Regions from separate parts of the Homo sapiens genome. Here all the other regions are linked to region 3. A link is an interaction called in ENCODE POLR2A ChIA-PET data of the cell type or tissue named here. Cell type or tissue: GM12878. All regions are shown on one strand. Region 1 has its middle 24 kb from the start of SGMS1-AS1. Region 2 has its middle 12 kb from the start of SGMS1-AS1. Region 3 overlaps SGMS1 (sphingomyelin synthase 1).

The links. Peaks named below come from ENCODE experiments on the same cell type or tissue, not always from the same donor. Only the 100,000 strongest peaks of a DNase experiment are listed, where the experiment ranks them.
Region 1: POLR2A ChIA-PET joins it to region 3 with 5 read pairs; 3 of 35 experiments call an interaction of 5 or more read pairs at or near these places.
Region 2: POLR2A ChIA-PET joins it to region 3 with 5 read pairs; 10 of 35 experiments call an interaction of 5 or more read pairs at or near these places.

Annotation. Positions count from the first base shown.
Region 1 is chr10:50,647,210-50,651,209 of GRCh38, forward strand. No RefSeq gene overlaps it. Among named protein-coding and RNA genes, the nearest start is that of SGMS1-AS1, 24 kb to the left of the region's middle. RefSeq lists enhancers at 1,239-1,398, 1,419-1,568, 1,779-1,838. In GM12878, no CTCF peak of the experiment used is centred here; a DNase peak (open chromatin) is centred at 1,656; H3K27ac peaks cover 1,167 bases.
Region 2 is chr10:50,634,602-50,638,601 of GRCh38, forward strand. No RefSeq gene overlaps it. Among named protein-coding and RNA genes, the nearest start is that of SGMS1-AS1, 12 kb to the left of the region's middle. RefSeq lists enhancers at 2,524-2,573, 2,624-2,673. In GM12878, no CTCF peak of the experiment used is centred here; no DNase peak of the experiment used is centred here.
Region 3 is chr10:50,538,435-50,542,434 of GRCh38, forward strand. The region is part of intron 2 of SGMS1 (sphingomyelin synthase 1); the gene reads right to left. Among named protein-coding and RNA genes, the nearest start is that of SGMS1, 84 kb to the right of the region's middle. RefSeq lists a silencer at 115-409 and an enhancer at 402-611. In GM12878, no CTCF peak of the experiment used is centred here; DNase peaks (open chromatin) are centred at 390, 2,027, 2,178 and 3,667; H3K4me3 peaks cover 2,124 bases; H3K27ac peaks cover 3,924 bases.

The sequences.
Region 1 (4,000 bases), 110 kb after region 3:
ATTCAGAGCCTCCTTTTTTACTCTTTGCAGTCTGGCAGCTGCCACTACCAACCTGATAACATTGCTCCCTGGAGGAGACGTTGAGGACCATTTCCCCAGAAATGTGAGCTAAAACCAAACTGCTAAAAGACATTTTTTGCTGGGTGTTGTGGCTCATTTCTGTAATCCCAGCACTTTGGGAAGCTGAGGCAGATGGATTGCTTGAGCCCAGGAGTTTGAAACCAGCCTGGGCAACATAGTAAGACCCTGTCTCTACTAAAAATAAAAATAATAAAAAAGGACATTAGCTGGGTGTGGTAGTGTGCCCCTGGAGTCCCAGCTATTTGGGAGGCTGAGGTAGGAGGATTGTTTGGGCTTGGAGGGTGAGGCTGCAGTAAGCTATGATTGCACCACTGCACTCCAGCCTGGGCAGCAGAGTGAGACCCCATATCAAAAAATAAATAAATAAAAATAAAAGACATTTTTAAGATATGTAATGAAGGGAGATGGTTGGGGAGGAGAGGAAGACAAAAGATACAACTCCGGGGGATGGTGGAGGTTTACCAAGAGGAGAAACCAGCAAGACACACAGTGGGAACAACCATGAGGGAAGAGGTGACTGAGGGACTGTATTGTTACTGCAGCCTCGGAAGCAGCAAACATAAAAAAGTTACCCTTTCTGCCCCACCCAAGCTCAGAGCCTCCTCACTGATTTTCCTACTCCCAGGCCCTCCCAGTGCCACTGTGGTTCACACTGAGCACTGGTCCTGGGGTCCTAGCAGTCATCATTTTACACAATTTGATCCTGTTCAGCTCTTCTGGTTTTGTCTCTCTTTCTTTCCTTCTTCTGAAAGTCTAGCTGGAGAAAATAACTCTCCATACCCCGGAACACACACCGCGTTTTCCCATCTTTAGCTCTCTGCTCACTAATGACTTCCCCTCTAATGTCCATCCCCATCATATCATCTCCACCCACCCAAGTCCTACCCATAAAAGGAGAAAAAAAAAAAGAAAAAAAGAAGCAGAGTCTCATTCCATCTCCCAGGCCAGAGTACAATGGTGCAATCACAGCTCACTGTGGCCTTGACATCCTGGGCTCAAGCTATCCTCCTACCTCAGCCTCCTGAGTAGACGGGACCACAGGCAGGCACCATGCCTGGCTAAATTTTTTTTTTCTTTTTAGACAGAGTTTCACTCTGTTGCCCAGGCTGGAATGCAGTGGCTTGATCTTGGCTCACTGCAACCTCTGCTTCACAAGTTCAAGTGATTCTTGTGCCTCAGCTTCCTGGGTAGCTAGGACTACAGGTGTGCTCCACCATGCGTGGCTAATTTTTTTGTATTTTTACTAGAGATGGGGTTTCCCCCATGTTGGCCAGGCTGGTCTTGAACTCCTGACCTCAAGTGATCCACCCACCTTTGCCTCCCAAAGTGCTGGGATTACAGGCGTGAGCTACTACACCCAGCCCAATTTTTTAAAATATTTTTTTGTAGAGACAGGGTTGTTATGTTGCCCAGGCTGGTCTTAAACTCCTGGGCTCAAGCAATCCTCCCACTTCTGCCTCCGAAAGTGGTGGGATTGCTGGTGTGTGCCACCGTGCCCAGCCCCAGCTCAACTCCGTAATGGGTAAATGAATAACCAAATGATGGCTCCAGTACAATCTTGATCACAGTCACACGGCCTCAATTCTCAGTATGATCTGAAATCTGCCCATAGTGCTGCACTTTGAACAGATCAGCAGCACAGATTTTTCACTGATACCCACAGAAATTACCATAGTTTAGATTATCAGATGTCTAAAGGAACATACGTCCTCATAGTTCCCACACCCAAACACATTTTTTTGCACATACAGCAGTTATCAAAAAGTGCCCCAGACTTTTCTCCTGAGCTACAAATATACAATGCCCTGCCTGCCCTCCTATCCTTAGCTCTATATTTTCAGTTCTTTCTCTCTCATTTATTGATTTTAACACCTTTCTTGCTCTGGTTTATGTGATATTATCTTGTAGGGAATTAAGTAGATGCTTCCAATTAGATTCATTACAAGTTCCCTTAAGAAGCGATTAGGAAGGTAAGAGTCCCAAGCGGCTGGTTCCCTCAGTAATACCAGCAGCATTTTTAGGGTGCATGCCAATATCAGACCAGGTTTTAAGTGCCACATTACTCCTTTATCACCAAGGGATCCTTGGAAGCTTGCAAAACTGAGTGCAGCTGAGCATAAAGTAGTGTTTTATTGAATGCCTTATGTGGCAATTACAAAGAAAACAGAAATATGAATCCCTCATCAAAAGGCAGTTTAGGAGGGGTAGTCAATCAGTGCATGGACCCTGTAGTCTAATGGTACTGGCTTTAAATTCCAGTGCCAGCTATAGGATTTTGGAAAATTACTTAACTTCTCTGAGCCTGTTTTCTCATCTGCTAAATGGGGGTAATGGTATAGTAATAGCGCTTTGGGGAGAATTAAATTAATTAAATTAAATTAAATTAATTCAGCACAATACTTGGTACATAGAGTTCAAATAAATGGCAGCTATTATCATTACCATGAAAATTAAAATTCCAGTGAATCACATGACCTGCCTTCCATTTCCAAAACTACGACCTTTTAGTTGCTAAGTTATTTGTGAAGTCTATGGGCTTTAAGAAAGATGGCAAGAAGGGAAAGAGGGAAAAGGGAAGAAGTTTTCCTATTTTCCATGGGTCAGGTTTTCATTGCTACTGAACTCTTTATACAAGCATAATAGAGATAATATTTTGAAAATATTAATAGTTTTCTTTCCCTTTAGAAAACTGCAAACTCCACCTCCTGGGTTCAAGCAATTCTTCTGCCTCCAGAGTAGCTGGGATTGCGGCATGCACCACCACGCCCAGCTAATTTTTGTATTTTTAGTAGAGACAGGATTTTGCCATATTGGCCAGGCTGGTCTCAAACTCCTGGCCTCAAGTGATCTGCCCGCTTCGGCCTCCGTAAGTGCCGGGATTACAGTTGTGAGCCATCATGCCCAGCCATTCTATCCCCTTCTTTATATCTGGTTCTACTATTCAACTAATATAGCCTAAATACCTCCTTATTGGGGATAGAGGAAAACCTGATATAGAAGCAGTTCTTCCTGTTGGCCTGGTGGATTGTGGGAAAAATAACAGAAGGCAAATTGTAGCAAAAGCAAGTGGGCAGACACTTGTGTCCTGGCTTGCCTCCTCCGGGCCACAGTCTGGAAGAGGAAAGAAGAGGATATGGTACATAAACTGGGGGAGAGCCAGATGCAAAAGCAGAGGGGGCTTGTGCCCCAGTCCTAGCTCAGAACTCTGAGAAGAGACTGTGGTGTAGAATGGCTTACACCAACCTGGTGCTACCACAGAACAAGGAAGGCGGCAGAGAGGCATGGTTCCACAGAAAGAGGGCCTGTGTTCCCACTCCTAAACTTGCCTTTCCTCTTAAAAGGCATAGAAGGGCTCCAGAAGTTCCCAGACTCCCCCTGTAGAACCAGACAAGGTAGGTAACAGAATTGGCAGCTTCAGGACCTGCTATAATGGAGCCTCTGTAGTTAGGGGTGAGATAACACTAACGTCAAGGCCAGGGGCTAGAGAGAGGACCTGGCTGAACTCGGTGGCATCTGCAGTCCTGGCAAATGTAAGGTAGGGTGGGTCTAACTGAGCCTAGGAACAACACTGCACTTGGGGAAGACCACTGTAAGGCTGTGGGAACCTGACTGGATCAGCCACTTCAGAGCAGAGGCAGGAGATAGGATAGGCCCTGCACTCATATCAAGGCTCATCTCCCCCTACAGTGGGATCCACATGCCCAAACACCATCTGGTAGAGAAGTAGGGAATGAACAAAGGGGATATTGGAAAGATAGCTAATCTACCCTGTGTGGAAAAGAATGAACTTTGCACAAAGAGAAGTTAGGCCTTTGCTTCTGAGAGTATTTTAAGCCTTTGTAATGTCCTGCCTGATAAGATGGGGTTACCTGGCAGCCTAAGACCATGCCAGATAGTCTATGCTAATAATGTGATTATG
Region 2 (4,000 bases), 96 kb after region 3:
CAGGATTTGGGGAATTATAAAGAAAGACCATGTAGTAAAGGCAGGAAGATCAATAATCAATAATCACATCAGAACCTGAAGGGACTTCGTACCATTGAAGTGAGGCAGAGGAGAGAGAAATTTAGAAGGACAAATTCACAAATTTCAATGTGTTTCTATAATAACTACTTAAATTATTTTCTCTTTGAATTGCCTCACTGTTGTGTGTGTATGTCCCCACTCCCACCTGTCCCATTATTTTCCTGTTTTCACTTGTACCTTGGCAACCCATCTGTGGTTTTGGCCAAGCTGTTTTAATGGCATTGAACCTGGTAGTTTTTTTAAAAGAGTGTGGTAGTAGTTATATATGGCTCGATAACTCCTGGGGCTACAACAAGGTTAATGCGACAGTTTTTGTTGTTTAAAAAACATGCTTGTCTGACAAGTCAATCATTTTAAGCCCCTTGTTCACTTCAGGATGGTTGCTAAAGGCTTCTCTGTGAGCTAAAAGCTCTCGCTGTTAAGGGGCTGCCTGCCCTGACTGTATGCATTAAATGGAACAGTTCTCTACATGGTTTCTTACTACAGATGCCTTGGGATATATGGACACTGGCATTACCTGCTGCAACAGGTCCTCTCCCAGGGTACTGCTGAGACCTAAGGGCTTAAATGCTCACCAAACCAAGTGACCTTGGAGGGCTGGTCATGGTGGGCATCTGGGAGCTGGGAAAGAGCATTGGAGAACTTCATAGGGAAACCTAGTAGGCAAAAATGAAAGAACCCATAAGGGCCATTGGCATGAGCCATAGCTAAAGGCCACTGGGTTAGCTCTCAAAGAAAACTGCAAGATTGAAGCATAAATTCCTTCATCATGAACCAGAAGTCATGGAGTGGAGCCAGGGGCAAGAAAGAGAAAGATGAAGAGGTAGAACCACCAGGATAAAGGTGCCAAGAAAAACAGTGAGAGCAACACTCAGGGAACCAGAGACAGGAACACAGCTGGGAACTAGGAGGAGAAACCACCACAGCTGGAGCGCAAAGTGGCCAGGTCAGAAAAGCCTCATGGAATCCTGGTTAACTGAATGTTTCTATTGACTGAGGCCACTGCTTAAGCCCTGTATTCTTTTTTATTTCAATCCCCATGGTTAGAAAAATAGTCCTAAAATGGGTTCATACCCTTTCCTATCCTGCAAGATCTTAAACATCACTATCTTTTCCTGCAGTAGTTAAAAGCATGGGCTTTGGAATCAGAAACTGGGCACAAATCTGAGCCCTGCTACTTATTAACTGTGTAACATTGGTCAAATGAATAAACTTCCTGGAGCCTCAGTTTCCTTGCCTGTAAAATGTGAGTAACAATACCAACTTATTTTCAGGTTGTGAGCATTTCTCCATAATAATCCACATAAAACACTTACCAGAGCCCTTGGCATACTGTGTGAGCATGTAATAATGTTAGCTGTCATTCCAAGACAACATGTTGGAATAATCTACTTTTTCCATCACTATATATCTCATTTTCCTTCTTTTTCTTCTCCCTCAAACCTGTCCCCATTCCAACAGATGTTTTGGCCTGTGTTCCTAGCCTCCAGTGACAGCAGAAAGCCTGTTAGATTTCCTGCCTTTGTTTCCCAAAATTTGAGCCCCAAGAAACTGGGACAAGATATTTTCCTGAGACAAGATATCTCAGGAAGGGGAATGAGTGGAGCTTCTTTTCACCCCACACTAGAAAGCCATTCTGTTTAGAAAAAGGAGACGGAAGGGAAAGAAAAGGGTGCTATACCAGTTTTCCAGTATCACCGTCAGGGAGAAAGCAAGGCCGGAGAGTATCTGGGCAGATGTAACTATAAGCAGCCTAATAAAGGTTCCCAAGTCCAAACCATGAATCCAAACGGCAGAGCTGCCAGACATGAAAGGCCTTGCTGCCCTTCCACCCCACAATACTTCACCTCTGGAAGCCTTGACAATTCCAGGGAGTATTTGCAAAACCCTGCCCCCACCCAAAATTTTTAAAATACTGCATATGAGTGAGTAAAATGATGCCGAGATTTTTAAAAGGACAAGCTTACCATCAGATAGGTAGAATGAGTAGTAGTGGCAGCGGTGGTGGTAGTGATATAGAGATAAAAGAGTTAAGTGGAGTTACTGAAATGTGTAGTTATATTTCTCACACTCTGGTGTTTGTGGATTTGTGGGCTGAGATTCTTATCAAATTCCGGAACTTGCAATGTCTCAAGGTAATTGTTTAAAATATTAATTGTTTTACTCACACTGCAAATGTTGATATAGATGCTGGGGTGGAGGTGGGGCAATAGGCCAGAATAAGCCCAAGAATACCTTGGAATTTGCTGAATTTCTTTCTTTTTGCATAATCTTATTCACACATTAACATAATATGAACCACTCTGGCTCCATGAGCAGCACAGAAGAGACTTTCTGCAAATGTGATTATTAGGGCAAAAGTTAGGAGATTTTTTGCCCCCAGCTTTTCTCCTCTCCTAAAATCTTTTTTTTTTTTTCATTTCTTTGTCAGTGTCTTTAATTTTTTTAGCTGCATTTAAAAGGCTTTCTATTATTTCTGCATGAGTAAGAGCATGTGTCATGTCAGCCTCCTTGTCAGCTTCTGTTTCACTTTCATTAAATTTGTTGATTGAGTGTAAAGAAGGAGGCACTGTCATCATTTCCAGATTTCATAGCTGTAGGTTAGATCTCTCTCGGAGCAATGCCATGATTACTGCTGCAATTTTGTAATGGAGCCCTGGAGAGACAGGGATGAAACCAGGGAAGGCTCCTTATCCCTTTCGTGGGTCCAGGGAGGCAGAAAGAGAGGGGAGGAGGATGTTTCTGTTTCACCTCTATTCATTCATTCATTCATTTGCTTCACAAATATTGAGCACCTCCTGAGTGACAGACACTGATTTGGGTGCTGGAAAGCATAAGCAGCCCTGGTGCCTGTCCTCACAGAGCCTATGGTCTGCTGGTGAGACGGACTTAATCAGATAAACACACTAATGAATGTATAGTTGCACCAACAGATCCTCATTTAATTGAGCTGGACTAGGACCTAGGCATCAGTATTTTTTTTATAAGCTTCATAGGTAACTCTGCCAGGCCTGGGAATCACTGGGCTAGACCATGCAAGTTCTAATCATATAGGCTCTACTCAAGCATTAAGCATTTTGATTTTATCTTTCAAGCTGTGGTGAAAACGTTACTGAAGAGAGGTGATATAGTAAGATGCTCACGGTTTTTAAAATTAAGCTTTTTTATTTTGAAATAATTATAGACTCATATGCAGTTGTAAGAAATAATACAGGGGAATCCCATATATCCTTTATCCAGTTTCCCCAATGGTAACATCTTGCAAAACTATGGTACAATATCACAACCAGGATATTGACCTTGGTGCAGTCAAGATAAAGCATTTTCAACACCACATGAATCCCTCCTGTTGTCCTTGGATAGCCCTCCCCACTTTACTCCTGGTGACCACTAATATGTTCTCCATTTCTATAATCTTGTCTTTTCAACAGTTATATAAGTGGAATCATATAGTATAGAACCTCATGGGATTGGCTGTTTTCTCTCAGCATCATTTTCTGGACATTCATTCAGGTTGTTTCACGTGTCAATAGTTTGTTCCTTTTTAGAGGGCTGACTAGCGGTGTTCCATGTATAGGGGTGCCATAGTTTGTTTAACCATTCACATGTTGAAGGACATCTGGGTCTGCTCCAATGTTCAGAGATTTTAAATAGAGCTGCTATACACATTTGTGTATAGGTTTTTGTGTGAACATGAAGTCTTTGTTTCTCTGGGATACATGCCCAAGTGTGCAATTGCTGAGTTATATGATAGTTGCATGTAGAAACTATCATGCATAAAGAAACTGTCAAACTATTTCCAGAGTATCTGCACCATTTTACATTCTCAACAGTAATGTACCAGTGATCCAGTTTCTCCTCATTCTCATCAGAATTTAATGTTGCCACTGTTTTTTATTTCAGCCATTCTGATAGGTAT
Region 3 (4,000 bases):
GCTACTGAGTGAGACTCCATCTCAAAAAAAAAAAAAAAAAAAAGAGATAGCTTATCAGGGGTGCCTTCAGCATTCTGGACAGGACAATCCTTCATTAAGTGGGACCCTCCCACTCCCAACTACTGAAAGGTATTTAGCATCCCACACCCTCAGGACATTAAATCCTGATATACACACCCCTCATCATCATGACCACTGAAAATGTTCCCACACATTTCAAAACACCAGAGGAGAGGGATGACACCATTCCCCACTGACAACTTCTGTGTCTACTTAGTGGGATGGAATTCACATTCAGGAAATGACAGAAAACAATACTGATCTGGAGGTGGAACTGTGAGATAAAAGCTGTAAGTATCATTAAGTGGTCAAAGGCGATCCAAAAGAGTAGAGCAAGTTTTGATAAGAACAGGAGATGGAGACTTGTAACCTTCCCCAGAATCCAGTCCAGGGTTAAAGTCTGCCATGAAATGCCTTCTCATCAACACCCTGGATTTCCCCTACTTAAGCTGATTACATGAACTAATACAAGGAAACCACCGAACTCGGTGAGCAGCACATCCTACACACTTGGCAATGCCAACTTTTAAAACACAGGTATTGTTCCTGTCCTCCTGCTCAGGGCAAGCGTTCTTGCCATGTGGGCATCCAGGGAGGGCAGAACAGTGACAGCCCTGGTGAGCATGAAGGGCACTGCTGGCCTTCCCCTGCCGGGCTTCTCCAGAGGACTCAACCATAGGCCCCACCCATTCACTGCTGGACTGAGGAGATCTGACCCCTGTCTAGTTCCTTCCCGCCTGTGTCAGCTGTGGTCAAAGGGCCATTGTTCCCGGAAGGCCAGTGTGTTTTAGCCATCTAGGAACAATGCCCCTTGTTGATCCTCTGTGCTCCAGTTGAATAAGGTCATAGACTGTTTTCAACCTTAGTCACAATCAATATCATCACCTTTTATTGTATAGTGTTGGCATTGATATGTTTTCTGATAACATCTATATGCTCAGGTGAGACTGAAAAGGTCGGTGAATGAGCCATCTTTTATGGATCCTGTTCGAAATTTATTAATGACACAGTATACACTAAGTATTATATGGGACCTGATTCTCAAACTTATGGAGCTTATTTAAAGTACAAAGTGATCACTTTAAAATGCAGTTTTCTGGGCCTCTCAAATTCTGATTCAGTAAGTTGTGGGGGCATGAACCTGCAAATTAACCATCCCCACATGTTTCTGATACAGGTGATCCATGGGTATGCTTTGTGAAACACTGCCACAGAATGATAGTAAACTGAATTTAAAATGAGCATCTTCTTCTTGATGTTTTATATTCTATCTCCTTGAAATGGATCTTTCACTAGCAAAATAAACATTAAGTAAAAGTCCAATGGAAACAAGAAATCAACTTAATTATGAAAGAAAATTAGAGTCCCTGCTGTAAGGCTCATATATAGACATGATAAGCCTATGCAACTGAAAGTTTAATTTATGTGTATATAAAATTTACATTTTAGTCTGCATAAGAGAGTGGCTAAACAGAAAATGATTATTTATGTCAAAGCATACTGAATGTAATTATACAACCTTATATTTGAATATGCTCTACTAATTTTTCAGTATTTCTTACTTAATCTTCATGAAAGAATTATCTTATCTTACAATCTGATGACCTGTATTAGACTGGCATGAAAATTAAGGCATGAAAAGTTTATGCAACATGTTTAAAGGTCAATACAAGGACCTAAACATCCAGAAGGTGATGACATTTTCTGCTAGATTAGAAATGTCAAATAGGTTTCATGCCACATGCCAATTCACACAGACCAGTAGAGTACTAAGAAAGCCAGCCCAGGGGAAGGATGTGGTGATAAATTAGTAATAAATAGACTGGCTCGTCTGGCAGGTAAAAAAAAATGGTGGCATCTGTGCCACACCTCATGCTAGATATGCCAACTCTCAGAGTATTTAGCAGCACTTAAAATACTCACAATTACCACTACTCTCATTCTTTCACTCAACAAATATGAATAAGCATCCACTATATGCCAGCCACTAGACATATACCAACAGACTGCTATCAAGGGGGTCAATGTCATGCAATAAGGTGGTTTCTAACCTAAGGCTTTCTCTGACAAAATGAGATTTAAGGGGGAACTAAAGAAATAATTAAAGTCAACAATTTGAAAAAAGAGAGAGGAAAGTGGAAGTGAATGCTATCTCAGAGAAACCAAAACTAAGCCACCATGACTGGATTGAAGAGGGGGAACACGGAGGGCTGGGGATTAGTGGGCAACTGCCAGGTCATGCGAGTCACTAAGGTTATGAAATTATGATTTCAACTTAAGATCATGGGAAGTCATGGAAAAGTTGAGTCCTGCAGGTTTGTTTGTTTTTTGTTTTGGCTTTTAGGGGAAGGAGGTGAATTACCAGATTTCCATTTCATAAAGAGGGTGGAAAAGAGTCACAGTGAGTATGAATAGCAACTGCAGTCACCCAGGTGACTGGACCAGGAGGGTGGATTTGAGATACTTTTTGGAGGCAGAATCAACAGAAACTTGGTTTGGGAAAGAATACAGGGGATGACAGCATGGAAGACCAAGATTCAGCTCTGATTGAAGTGCTTCAGATACATTCAATTAGAAACTCCACAAGGCAACAGGACCAACCAGCGTTGGAGACCTTGGGAAAGGACTTTTGAAAATGTGGGGGTTTCAGGCACAGAAAAAGGTAAGATCCAAACAAAACACTAATTCTTTATCTTCTATTTTCCGATTCTAGTTAAGTTTTATAATACTTATGCTGTTATACTCATGAAGACTTAATCCAGTAGAGATGTTACCATGTAAGTCTCTGGTTTTCTAAATTATAGCACTTACTGCAACTTTTTACCTCTCAAAGCAACTTAATTCAAGCAACCATAAAACTCCTATTGAAAATGTTTCTTAAGGAGTACTGTACATTACTGCCTTGTATGGTATACCAACATAATTTCATCTTTCATTGACTATCTAATACATCATGTGACTCAACATCTGTATGAGGGGCATTAATTTTACCATCCAGGCTCTGTCTTCATGATGACTCGAGCTCTTCCCTGAAGGCCCCCTTCCTGTGTGAATGGCAAACACCTAGCTCAGCTTGCCAGGTCATCTTGCCATACTCAAAGCCCACAGAGAGTGGTTGTTAAGCTGCCCCACTTGGAGACAAGACCAGGGATGGGGCCAAGATCCTCGAAAATGGAATAAAAATGCTGGCCCCTGGCTGAGCCACCCACTCTGGGAGATGTTTGGGAAGGAAAAGGGGTTGTTTTGAGTTTAATCAAGAGAACCAGGGTGGAGCCTCCAGAAGTTACAATTAGCACCAAATTGCAGGGTTCATGCACTTTTAAAAAAAGGATTTTTATTCCTGGAGCCAAAGTTTTCTTTTCTGTTAAAATACAACCTCCTAGGAAGAAGGCACTAAAACCTCTGCCAGTTACTTCCACTTCGAGGAGCATGTTTGATTTTTTTCCTGCCAACAAGTTTTAATGGAATAGATGAGTATGCTGGTGTCTAGAAGGGGAAGAGGCTGCATGTCCCACTCTTTTGCCTAAAATCACCGTGGCAGGAACCATTATCTTTTCTTAAAATCCTCCACCAAAGCCACCACCACTAGCATCAGATTCTCATGACACACAGCTTTGAAGCTACAGCAACCAAATTAGACCTTCTCATGGGGGAAAAGAAACTGAACACAGTCACACTCTGTGACTCCCACTTTTCGTTCTTCAAAGACTTCTACGGCATAAAATACATGGAAACAAAATTTTCCAGGTTCTATGTCTCAAAAAATGGCCGGAAGCATGTTTATTATTCTCCTTAAGATTATTTTTAAAAATTCAAAAAAGATCTTACACACATATGTGTTTACAGTGATTTAAAAAAAATCACTGTTTTGAAGTGTTGCCACTCATATTATTCTTAGACATTTGTTTAAGAACAGATTATGAGATACTTGAAAGATTGA